Linked DNA regions of Homo sapiens: region 1 is linked to region 2. The links are chromatin loops, found by intact Hi-C in ENCODE. Cell type or tissue: endothelial cell of umbilical vein. All regions are shown on one strand.

Region 1 (5,000 bases), 140 kb before region 2:
GTTGAGCTCTTCAGGTTTTTAAACAATTTTCATTAATTTAATTTTTTTTTTTTTTAAGATAGGGTCTATTGCCCAGGCTGGAGTGTGGTGGTGCAATCAGGGCTCACTGCAGCCTCGACCTCCCAGGCTCAACTGATCCTTCCACCTCAACCTCTCAAGTAGCTAGGAGCATGTCCAGCTGATTTTTTGTATTTTTAGTAGAGATGGGGTTTCACCATGTTGCCCAGGCTGGTCTCAAACTCCTGGACTTAAGTGATCCACCTGCCTCAGCCTTCCGAAGTGCCAGGATTATAGGTATGAGCCACTGTGTCCAGCTGCTCTTGAGGTTTTGATGTCACGTGTGAAAGATGCACGGGGGCCTTAATGCCCATAGAAAAAATCAGAACAATAATAAAAGAGGTGGACATAGGATAAATAAGAAAAATCCAAGGACAATGGAATTATTTAATTCAGAGAGTAGATTGAATGGTAGTTCATTCTTTTAAATATGGAAAATTAACACATATAGGATAGTAAATAGCTTTCCTGCATTTTGCTCAAGATAGTACAAGAAGGGATAAACTTGAATTATAAGGATGTAGTTGAAGTAGAGAGAATTTTTACCTGACTAGATTATGTTACTAGGGAAGCTTTGGGAACTCCTTTCCTAGATTTCTTTTTTTTTTTTTTAGACAGAGTTTTGCTCTTGTTGCCCAGGCTGGAGTGCAATGGCGCATTCTTGGCTCACTGCAACCTCAGCCTCCCGGGTTCAAGTGATTCTGGTGCCTTAGCCTCCCACGTAGCTGGGATTATAGGCATGCACCGGCATGCACCACCATGCCTGGCTAATTTTGTATTTTTAGTAGACATGGGGTTTCACCATGTTGGTCAGGCTGGTCTTGAACTCCTGACCTCAAGTGATCCACCCACCTCAGCCTCCCAGAGTGCTGGGATTACAGGCATGAGCCACTGTACCTGAGCTGTTTCTTTAAGATTCTTTACATAATGATCAGTATAGTAGAGTCCTGCTTGGAACAATTAGAGGACGAGGTTAGGAGAGGACATGGCTAGCCCTAAGATTTGGTGGCTCTCTATTTCCCTAGATTTATTGGCTCATACTAGGGCCGATCAGAGACTTTTCTCTCTTCTACAAATGGCAGTATACTTGATGGAGCCCCACATATTTCCCAAGTTGACATTTGGGGGAAATACTTGCATATAATTTAAGCTAGCAATCCTAGGTATTGAATAAATATCGCCTCTTCTTCATTCTTTCTACAAAGACCTGTAAATCTTGAGGTCTGAGGAAGCTGACCTTGGACACTGGCATGCAGTTCCTAGAGTTAGGTCCAGGAATGGGGTTTAGGGAAAAAACATAGCCAGAAAGAATAATATTAACACTTTTTTATATACTCATTCATTGCCCCCTATTCTGATTCCTTCTTCTTATATTTCTTCATTTTGCCTTTTTCCAAAGCCTGTTTATATTTTTGTCTTGATCTTTGCTATTCACTTACATTTTCTTTAAGATGAATGAGAAATTGCTACACTACCTTATTGAGTCAGATAAATGATCCTAGAATGTAGCCTTTCTGAGAGTATGGACCTTGTGTGACTCACTCACCACTGTACCTCCAGTTTGTGGCTGGCATATAATAGGGGCTGTAGAAATTGTTAAATGAATGAAAAAGTATCTTTGTGAGATGAAGTGACTGCTCAGTGAACTTACTACATATTAGAATGTTTGCCCAGAGTGAAGACCATAGGAATGGTACAGCAGCATAATATATCTAAGTCATTGCTTTTTGGGTGATACTGCGTTCATTAGTGTTTGATGACAAACACTAGATCATGTCCTCTCGGTGCTAAATTCGAATTTCTGTGCCAAACCAAGAAAGCCAAAACAGTGTGATATAGTAATTTCAAAATATGTGGACTCTATTAAGTAGAGAAAGGGTTTGTTGAGTATTTGTCTTTCTCAAATCGGCCAGACTCTTGGAGAAGGAACGTCACAAAGAGCTGTAGGACTGGATATAAAAATCCTATGAGAATGTTCTGGCTAGTTAGGGTCCAAGGAAACAGGAGAAGATTGGAGCACTGGATTTCTCCAGTGTGCTCCACAGGAATACTCTCTTTAATAGAAATTATGGTTTCTCTTCTCTTAGATTAAATTCCTTTAGGATTTATGGTGAATTAAGGAAGGTAGCTTGAGGTCCACTCAATTCAAAGATCTGTTCTACTCAGTTGTCATGAAAGGACAGCAGGTGGCGCCAAAACATTGTCCTACTTGTGCTGGGCCAGGGGCAGGGTGGCGGGGAGGACTCAGGTTTGTGAGGGGGAGGGATTCTCTTCTGAAATAGGGATGGGGGAGTGGGGGATTGGTTACCCTGGCTGTTGCTCAGGTAAGAAATTATTGTGGGCTTAATGTCTTCTAGCTCCCCATCACTGGAATCTCTACCCTTAACGTCTTGATTTGACAGGAAGGTTGATGGGGAGAGGGGGATCCCAGCAATCCAGAGTGGAAGACAGTTCACTTTCTGTCCCTGGCAAGACTCCTTTAGGGCCAATTCCACCAGATGCCATAGTTTCTACACTATTGTCTCATTCTGTGAGCCTCTTTTTCTTTTCTGTGAATTTGTTTCTGTCTTTTGACAGATTTCCATCTTGAAATACTTTTCTTGCTTCAGGACACTTCTTTACAGATAGGTTTCTTTTTTTCACTTGCCCCCAACTCTTATTTCTCCGGGAGACTGGGAGTGGGGTTAAGGGAGTGAGGCATGGAGAACATCGGCTCCTCGACTAATTTAAACTGCAGGTACTGGTTGGGATGCAGAGGAAGACAGGGAAAGTGGTTTGTTAGAGGTTTGTTGGTCCTGAGAAGGAAGCAGAGCACTGTCAAGACTGTGGGACACCAAAGCAGATGGTTCAAGTCCCCCCAGGATCTGCTGAAACTCAGAGTCTGCCCTTTAGCATCTGTCTGTGTGCTGGAGCGGGCCCCAGCTCCCACCAGCCGCCATTGATTCCCACAGCTCAGTCATTAGCTCTCTTCCAGCATTGTCTCTGACGCCCCTAATTTCCCCACTCCCTTCATAAGCCCGCCGGGCTGTCTCCAGCCTTCATTCCTTCAGCTTGTTCCTTGGGCCTCCCCCTTCCCTGGGGCGGGTTTAAGGGCTGGGCGGAGCTGTCCGCCTGAATCCCCTGTGGCCCCTTTGGTTCCTGGTTCTATATATATCCCTGTCCTTCTCTGCACAGGGTTTGATACGGCTTTATGGGCATTTCCATCCGCTTTACAGACACAGCCATCACAGAGGCGTGTTTCACCCGAGAAACCTCAGCGGAGCCTGGCCTGTAGCAGACTCAGTCTGGCCCCCTGAATCAAGGCTCTCTTCTCTTCCTGCCCTCCCTGTCCCTCCCCCTCCATCTTCCCACTGCCTACCCCCAAGTGAATAACGGAGCTCTGGGGAGCACTCAGTCTCCTTGGCAGAGCATTTTGGACCCCAGAGACTGGAGAATTCCTTAGTGTCCATTCTCCACTATGTTAGTTCAGGAAGGTATGAACCCTCACTTCTGGCTTAGGGTCTGTTGTAGTAGGGCAGCCCAACATTTCGTGAAAAGAATGAAATCCATTGGGTGCTGGCAGGTTCTCTTGAGGAGTCTGAAGAGAAAGAAGAGCCTTTATAAACTGAGGCTGAAGAAGCCAATGTGGGCCTAGTAAGAAGGGCCAGGAGTAGAGCTAGGTTATGTGAGTTCAAAGTCATGAAGGGGCAGGGGTCCTCATGGCAATGGGTAGGAAAGAATACTCCCCTAGGAAATTATCTTTGGCTCTTTCCCTAGCCAGGAGATCAAACAGTGGAATCTGGTGTAGAAAGGGAACTGCATAGAATAAAGGGGAAACCTATTAAAAAGGCTGTATTTGCATGGAGAAGGAATAGGACCTGTCCACCCTTACCACACCCCCATTTTAGGATGTCTAACATCCCAAATAACAGTAATAGCTACAACTTTTTGTACCTATTGTATGCCAGGCATCCTGGCTATAAATCTTATCGTTAATCTTCACAACCTTTTTACAAGTTGGTATTTTTCTATGATACAGAGTAAAACTGAGATTCAGAAAATATGAGTTGTCCAAAGTCGCACAGCTAATAAATAAGTGATGAAGCCAGCTTTCAGACCCAGTCAGCTGAATTGAAAGCCTATGCTCTTTCCACTACACCATGTCACTTCCCTTTGGAGCCCATAAGAAGGCGACAGATCTGATTCTGAGTTCGTGGTTTGAAAAATGTTTAGTCTCTTTCTGTTATTTAAAATTTCACATTTCCACATGGTTCTCTGAACCTGACACCTGTGTTTACTTGTGCGTTTCCCCAACATTCTGGCTGATTCTCTGAGCCTGGGAACTCCCAGGGCACCAGGATTCTTGGCTGTGCCCCATGAAGAATTGGCATCTGTGTGTGCATCTCTTTGTTACTGACCAGGTGAGTCCAGGCAAGAAGGTAGCTCACTGTTGCCTAGAGGCCTTCATCCCTGGCTTAGAGACATCAGTCTGTTTGGGACTCTGCTGTCCAGAGTAGCCTGGCTAGGTATTTTCTTTTCCCTGCGATGTTTACTGTTCTTTCGTGGGATTTCAGATTTCCATGATGGTGGAAGGCTTGTAAAATGAAGGGGTGGAGAAGGGTTACCGTGGCAGGAGCCTGGGCCAGGCCAGGTCGAGCCAGTAGCACAGACAGCTTTTATAATGGTCTGCAGGGCTGGGAGGCTTGTAAAGGCGATGCAGGCAGATAGGGGGATAAATCATGCAAGCAGTGGGCAGGGTGGTGAAGCCGAGGTTAGGAATTAACTTTGTGTTGGATGGAGCCCAGGTTGTGGGATGGGAAGAGAGGCCTCTCCTCTTTTCCTCTCCTCTCAGCTCTGTTCTTTGCCTCTCCTTTCTGTTGGCTCTATTCACTGCAGGCTGTGACATGTTTGCCCTAGCCCTTCCTGTCCCTCCTCCAAGTTGCCTGAACTAAATCAACAAAGGA
Region 2 (5,000 bases):
CTTTGGGGACTCGGGACTAGCTGGGCCTTGTCCAGCAGTGGTTGGGGTCGTCCTGCTGCACGCCTGTCCCTTCCCACCTCTGGATGTGGTCCAGCTGGGATGGGGCAGTCCGATCATTCTGCCCAAGGCCGCCCTGTACGGTTGTGCGTCTTTTCCCTAAATAAGGGCGCCCGGCTGAGATGGAGAGTGGCGGCGGATATCTGTCCTTGCTCGCCTTGGAAAGCCAAGTGCCTTGGTGCGCCGCTGCGCTCACGTGGGGGGAGGCAATGCTTCCCCTTCCCCCCAACCCCCAAGTTCCACAAAACCGTGCATCTGGAAAGCTACGTGCTCTTCAGTGGAAGCCGCATTTCCATTGTGCAAAAGCGCGGTAAGGCTACACACCACTCTGCTGATCAGCCCCTCCGGGGCCGGCCTCTCCCGCCGAACGCAGCTGCAGTTTGACTTGCACTTTTCCTCCCCCAGTGCCGGTTCCTGCCGGGGTGGGTCAGTTTCCCGCCAGCACTCTTCCCCAGTTCCCGCCTCCCCGCTCCCGCCTGTGGCTGACCGCCCCCCTCCCCACAGGCAGCGGACAGATCCAGCTGTGGCAGTTTCTGCTGGAGCTGCTGGCTGACCGCGCGAACGCCGGCTGCATCGCGTGGGAGGGCGGTCACGGCGAGTTCAAGCTCACGGACCCGGACGAGGTGGCGCGGCGGTGGGGCGAGCGCAAGAGCAAGCCCAACATGAACTACGACAAGCTGAGCCGCGCCCTGCGCTACTACTACGACAAGAACATCATGAGCAAGGTGCATGGCAAGCGCTACGCCTACCGCTTCGACTTCCAGGGCCTGGCGCAGGCCTGCCAGCCGCCGCCCGCGCACGCTCATGCCGCCGCCGCAGCTGCTGCCGCCGCCGCGGCCGCCCAGGACGGCGCGCTCTACAAGCTGCCCGCCGGCCTCGCCCCGCTGCCCTTCCCCGGCCTCTCCAAACTCAACCTCATGGCCGCCTCGGCCGGGGTCGCGCCCGCCGGCTTCTCCTACTGGCCGGGCCCGGGCCCCGCCGCCACCGCTGCCGCCGCCACCGCCGCGCTCTACCCCAGTCCCAGCTTGCAGCCCCCGCCCGGGCCCTTCGGGGCCGTGGCCGCAGCCTCGCACTTGGGGGGCCATTACCACTAGACGGGGCGGTCGGGTGCCTGCGGCCTCGCCCGCACGCCTAGAGTCTCGCCCGATCCCATCGGCATCCCGGGGAGGGCCCGGGAGCCTCCGTCAACCGTCCTCTAATCCAGAGTTTACTCCACCTGCCGCACTTAGCAGGGGGACGGGACCGAAGCTCCCTCAATCCTTGTCTGGTACTAGATTTGCTCCTGTCCCACCCCGCAGTCCCCTGAGGAGGGCGATGTGCGCCCTCTTTCACTTTTTTTCTTCTAGGTCTCCAGGTCCCGGAGGGGATTTGTGGACCTCTCTTGTCTCCCCACCACTCCAGTGCATTTCCGCCTGGCTCCTAGAAGCCCCATTCAATATCACTACTCTTTAACGAGTGCCAAATCTTTTCCCACTTTTGCTCTTCCCCAAGGAACTGCTCCCACCTCAGCACGTGGAGGCCTCTCACGGTCCTCCTTCCTGGGACCTGAGCAGGTTTGGTGAAAGCCACCGTCCTCCGTGACACACGGCCCCCTTCCTCCTGTCCCCACACTCCCAGGAGAAACTCCCGGTGTGTTTCTGACCCTTTCAGCCCCATTAAAGCTCCTGAGCTCTCCGCTGCCTCCTCTCTCTCTGTTCTTTGCTGCGCCAGAACCCGTGGTTAGGGGAAAGCAGGGAGAGGCTCATCTCGGGCCTGAGCAGAGAACTGCCAAGGAAAACGTCCCGAGAAGGAGGGTGGCGCGGGCTTGGGCGCCGCCCGCAGGCAGCGAGAGGCCTGGATGGTGGGCTCAGCCCGAGGGAGCCGCCTTGCCTCATACCCACCCTGCCAGGCGACCCCAGCTCACCTCACTCCCTTCCGGTTGCCCTTCACCCCACTCTATCCCTACTTCCGTCCCAGCAGACACCCGCACCCCACCCTCCCCATCTCACCCACCCTTCCACCCAACCCTCACCCCACCCCATCCCAGTAGGCACCCAACCCCCACTCCCACCCCACCCAACCCTCCCCATCTCACCCACCCTTCCACCCGCCCCTCACCCCACCCCATCCTAACAGGCACCCACATCACATCTTCCCCCTCTCGCCCATCCTTCCACCCGCCCCTCACCCCATCTTATCCCAATACGCACGCGCACCCCACCCCCTCATCTCACCCACCCTTCCACCCGCCCCTCACCTCATCCCGACCTTCATCCCTCCTGGCGGAGCTTCACCCCACCTCAGCCTTCCCTCAGCCACTTTATTTCATCCCCTTCCCCAACCACCCTCCCCTCCTCGTCCTGCTCTCACTTAGACTTTCTCTCCCTATCCCTCACAAACCGTCCCCTCCCCCCAACATCTGTCGCCGTCTTTCTTCTGCTCGGCCTCCTCATTTGCAGAAGAAGGGGTCTCTCTCCCACCCGGCTCCTGCGCTTGCGGCTCGCAGCCTCCCCTCGGAGTCTAGCTCCTGCACCTCCTTCTCGCGGGCGGTGCGCGCCCTCTGCTGGTCGGAGGAGGGTACGCTGGGGAGAGCTTTGTACCTAAGCCGGGGAGGATTTTGTGCGCCGCGCAGTGCAAACCGCAAGTGCCTGGCCAGACTGAGGACTGCAGGACCCAGTCGTCTCCAGGTCTCCTTTGGCCCTCAGAGAGGAGGGTGAAAAGGGGAACGCTGCATCCCAGGTCTGACCTCTGGAAGCCTGGGAAGCGGGTCGAGTGGATTATTCTCCTGGCTGGGCCCCTTTCCTCACCACCTAGAGGCCCTTCTGAATACTGCGCCCTCCCACCAGGGCCACTGCCCTTAAGTTCTATTCGTTTTTAAACGCCTTCGCTTAGAGGAAAACAACACTGGGGAAGGTGCCTAAAGGGACAGTCCCCAACCTCAAGGCAACTGCTCCTCAAGGCAAGCCCCTGGCTCTCCTTTCCCCCTCTGTCCTGGCTATTCTTTTCCACGCGCACACCTCTTCTTGGGCACAGGAAGGGGCAATGCAGGCGGGAGGCTGAGCAGTTGGGGGTGTGGGGTGGGCCTGACGCCCCTTCCCAAAGAATTTTGCCAGGGAAAGAGTCTTTATTCATTTTCATTTTATTTTTCGCTTTATTTTTTCTGGTTTTCCAAAGAACACACACTCAGCATAGAAAATTTGGAAACACACACCTAAGGCCTCCATGAACTATTGGTTGGATGAAGCGTGTAAAAACGCATGAAGGGGCCAGGCGCGGTGGCTCACGCCTGTAATCTCAGCACTTTGGGAGGCCGAGGCAGGCGGATCAGGAGGTCAGGAGATCGAGACCCTCCTGGCTAACACAGTGAAACCCCGTCTCTACTAAGAATACAAAAAATTAGCCGAGCGTGGTGGCGGGCGCCTGTAGTCCCAGCTACTTGGGAGGCTGAGGCAGGAGAATCGCTTGAACCGGGAGGCAGAGGTTGCAGTGAGCCGAGATCGCACCACTGCACTCCAGCCTGGGCGACAGAGCAAGATTCCATCAAAAAAATAAATAAATAAATAAATAAAAAAGCCAAACCTATAGTCCTGTTACACAGACGCCACTGTTACTATTGATAATTTTTTGTCAAAATCCTCCCTTCCTCCCTTTCTTTTCTCGATGCCTTTTATTTATTTTTTTTGAGGCAGTGTCTCTCTCTGTTGCCCAGGCTGCCAGGCCGAGTGCAGTGGTGGGATTTCAGCTCACTGCAACCTCCGCCTCTCGGGCTCAAGTGATCCTTCCACTTCAACTTCCCGAGAAACTGAGACTACAGGCCTGTGCCACCATCCCCAGCTAATTTTTGTGTGTTTTGCAGAGGGGACGGGGTTTTGCCATGTTGCCCAGGCTGGTCTTGAACTCCTGGGCTCAAGCGATCCACCCACTTTGGCCTCCCAAAGTGCCTGGTTTTACAGGTATGTGCCACAGTGCCTGGCCGATGCCTTTTAAAATTTGATAATACCCTGCTTTCGTAGCTGAATAGAAAACAAGTATGTTCCACATCATTATGCCCGACAGGCCTCCCCGGATGGGAGAGTGGGCTGGTGCATTCATCAAGCAGGTGAGCCAGTCTGGCCTGGTGGGGGTCCTCTGTGATTTGCATGGTGGCAATGAGGGAGGGGGTGCAGCATCAGAGAGCCTCTTTACAGCCCTATTTGCAGGGGTCAGGAAACTGGGAGGAAGAAGAAACACACTGAGAAGATACAGCCAGGATCCAGAAAGATCTGGGTTGCTAAAAATTATGGGCTGAATGTAGCAAAGTAAAATTTCTGGTTTTTGTTGTTGTTGTTTTGTGTTGTTTTTGTTTTTTGTTTGTTTGTTTGTTTGAGATGGAGTCTCACTCTGTTGCCCAGGCTGGAGTGCAATGATCTCGGCTCACTGCAACCTCTGCCTCCCGGGCTCAAGCGATTCTCCTGCCTCAACCTGCCAAGTAGCTGGGATATAGGTGCTTGCCACCACACCCGGCTAATTTTTGTATTTTTAGTAGAGGTGGGGTTTCATCATGATGGCCAGGCTGGTCTCGAACTCCTGACCTCAAGTCATCCACCTGACTTGGCCTCCCAAAGTGCTGGAATTACAGGTGTGAGCCACCGCACCCAGCCACAAAGTAAAATTCCTTAGGAAGAACTGTGAGGCCCTGTTCTTACATCTTTAAATGAAACAACAGAAGTCAGAGTCTTGGCAAAGATGGGGCTCAGCAGAGCCTGTGTGTAAATGAGTAATGTCCTAGCCAATGTAACGTTAAATAGGAACCTGTAGGGTGAAGTGCAGAAAAATCATTGTGATTTGAGGATGCATTGATGGAGCTGTGACACCTAAGATGAAGGAAGTGGTCCACTTGGTTTAATAAGTCTGCCCCCAGGAACATTGTGCACAGTGTTGCTTTCAGGAAGAGACCAAGTGGAGGACACACAGTGTAGTAGTAG

The links. A loop is a pair of places that touch in the nucleus more often than their neighbours do. Peaks named below come from ENCODE experiments on the same cell type or tissue, not always from the same donor. Only the 100,000 strongest peaks of a DNase experiment are listed, where the experiment ranks them.
Region 1: it touches region 2 in a loop (8-fold over the local background); 13 of 110 quality-filtered maps call a loop at or near these places.

Annotation. Positions count from the first base shown.
Region 1 is chr2:219,116,875-219,121,874 of GRCh38, reverse strand. The region is part of intron 5 of NHEJ1 (non-homologous end joining factor 1); the gene reads left to right. Among named protein-coding and RNA genes, the nearest start is that of NHEJ1, 41 kb to the left of the region's middle. In endothelial cell of umbilical vein, a CTCF peak has its summit at 2,239 (motif pointing right); a DNase peak (open chromatin) is centred at 2,254.
Region 2 is chr2:218,977,818-218,982,817 of GRCh38, reverse strand. FEV (FEV transcription factor, ETS family member) reads left to right here. Exons shown (of 3, transcript NM_017521.3): 3 at 562-1,731. The coding sequence ends at 1,151. It overlaps LINC00608 (long intergenic non-protein coding RNA 608), which reads right to left. Exons shown (of 2, transcript NR_024385.1): 2 at 4,896-5,000. Among named protein-coding and RNA genes, the nearest start is that of LINC00608, 4.0 kb to the right of the region's middle. RefSeq lists an enhancer at 2,734-2,833. In endothelial cell of umbilical vein, a CTCF peak has its summit at 2,669; a DNase peak (open chromatin) is centred at 2,647; H3K27me3 peaks cover 1,763 bases.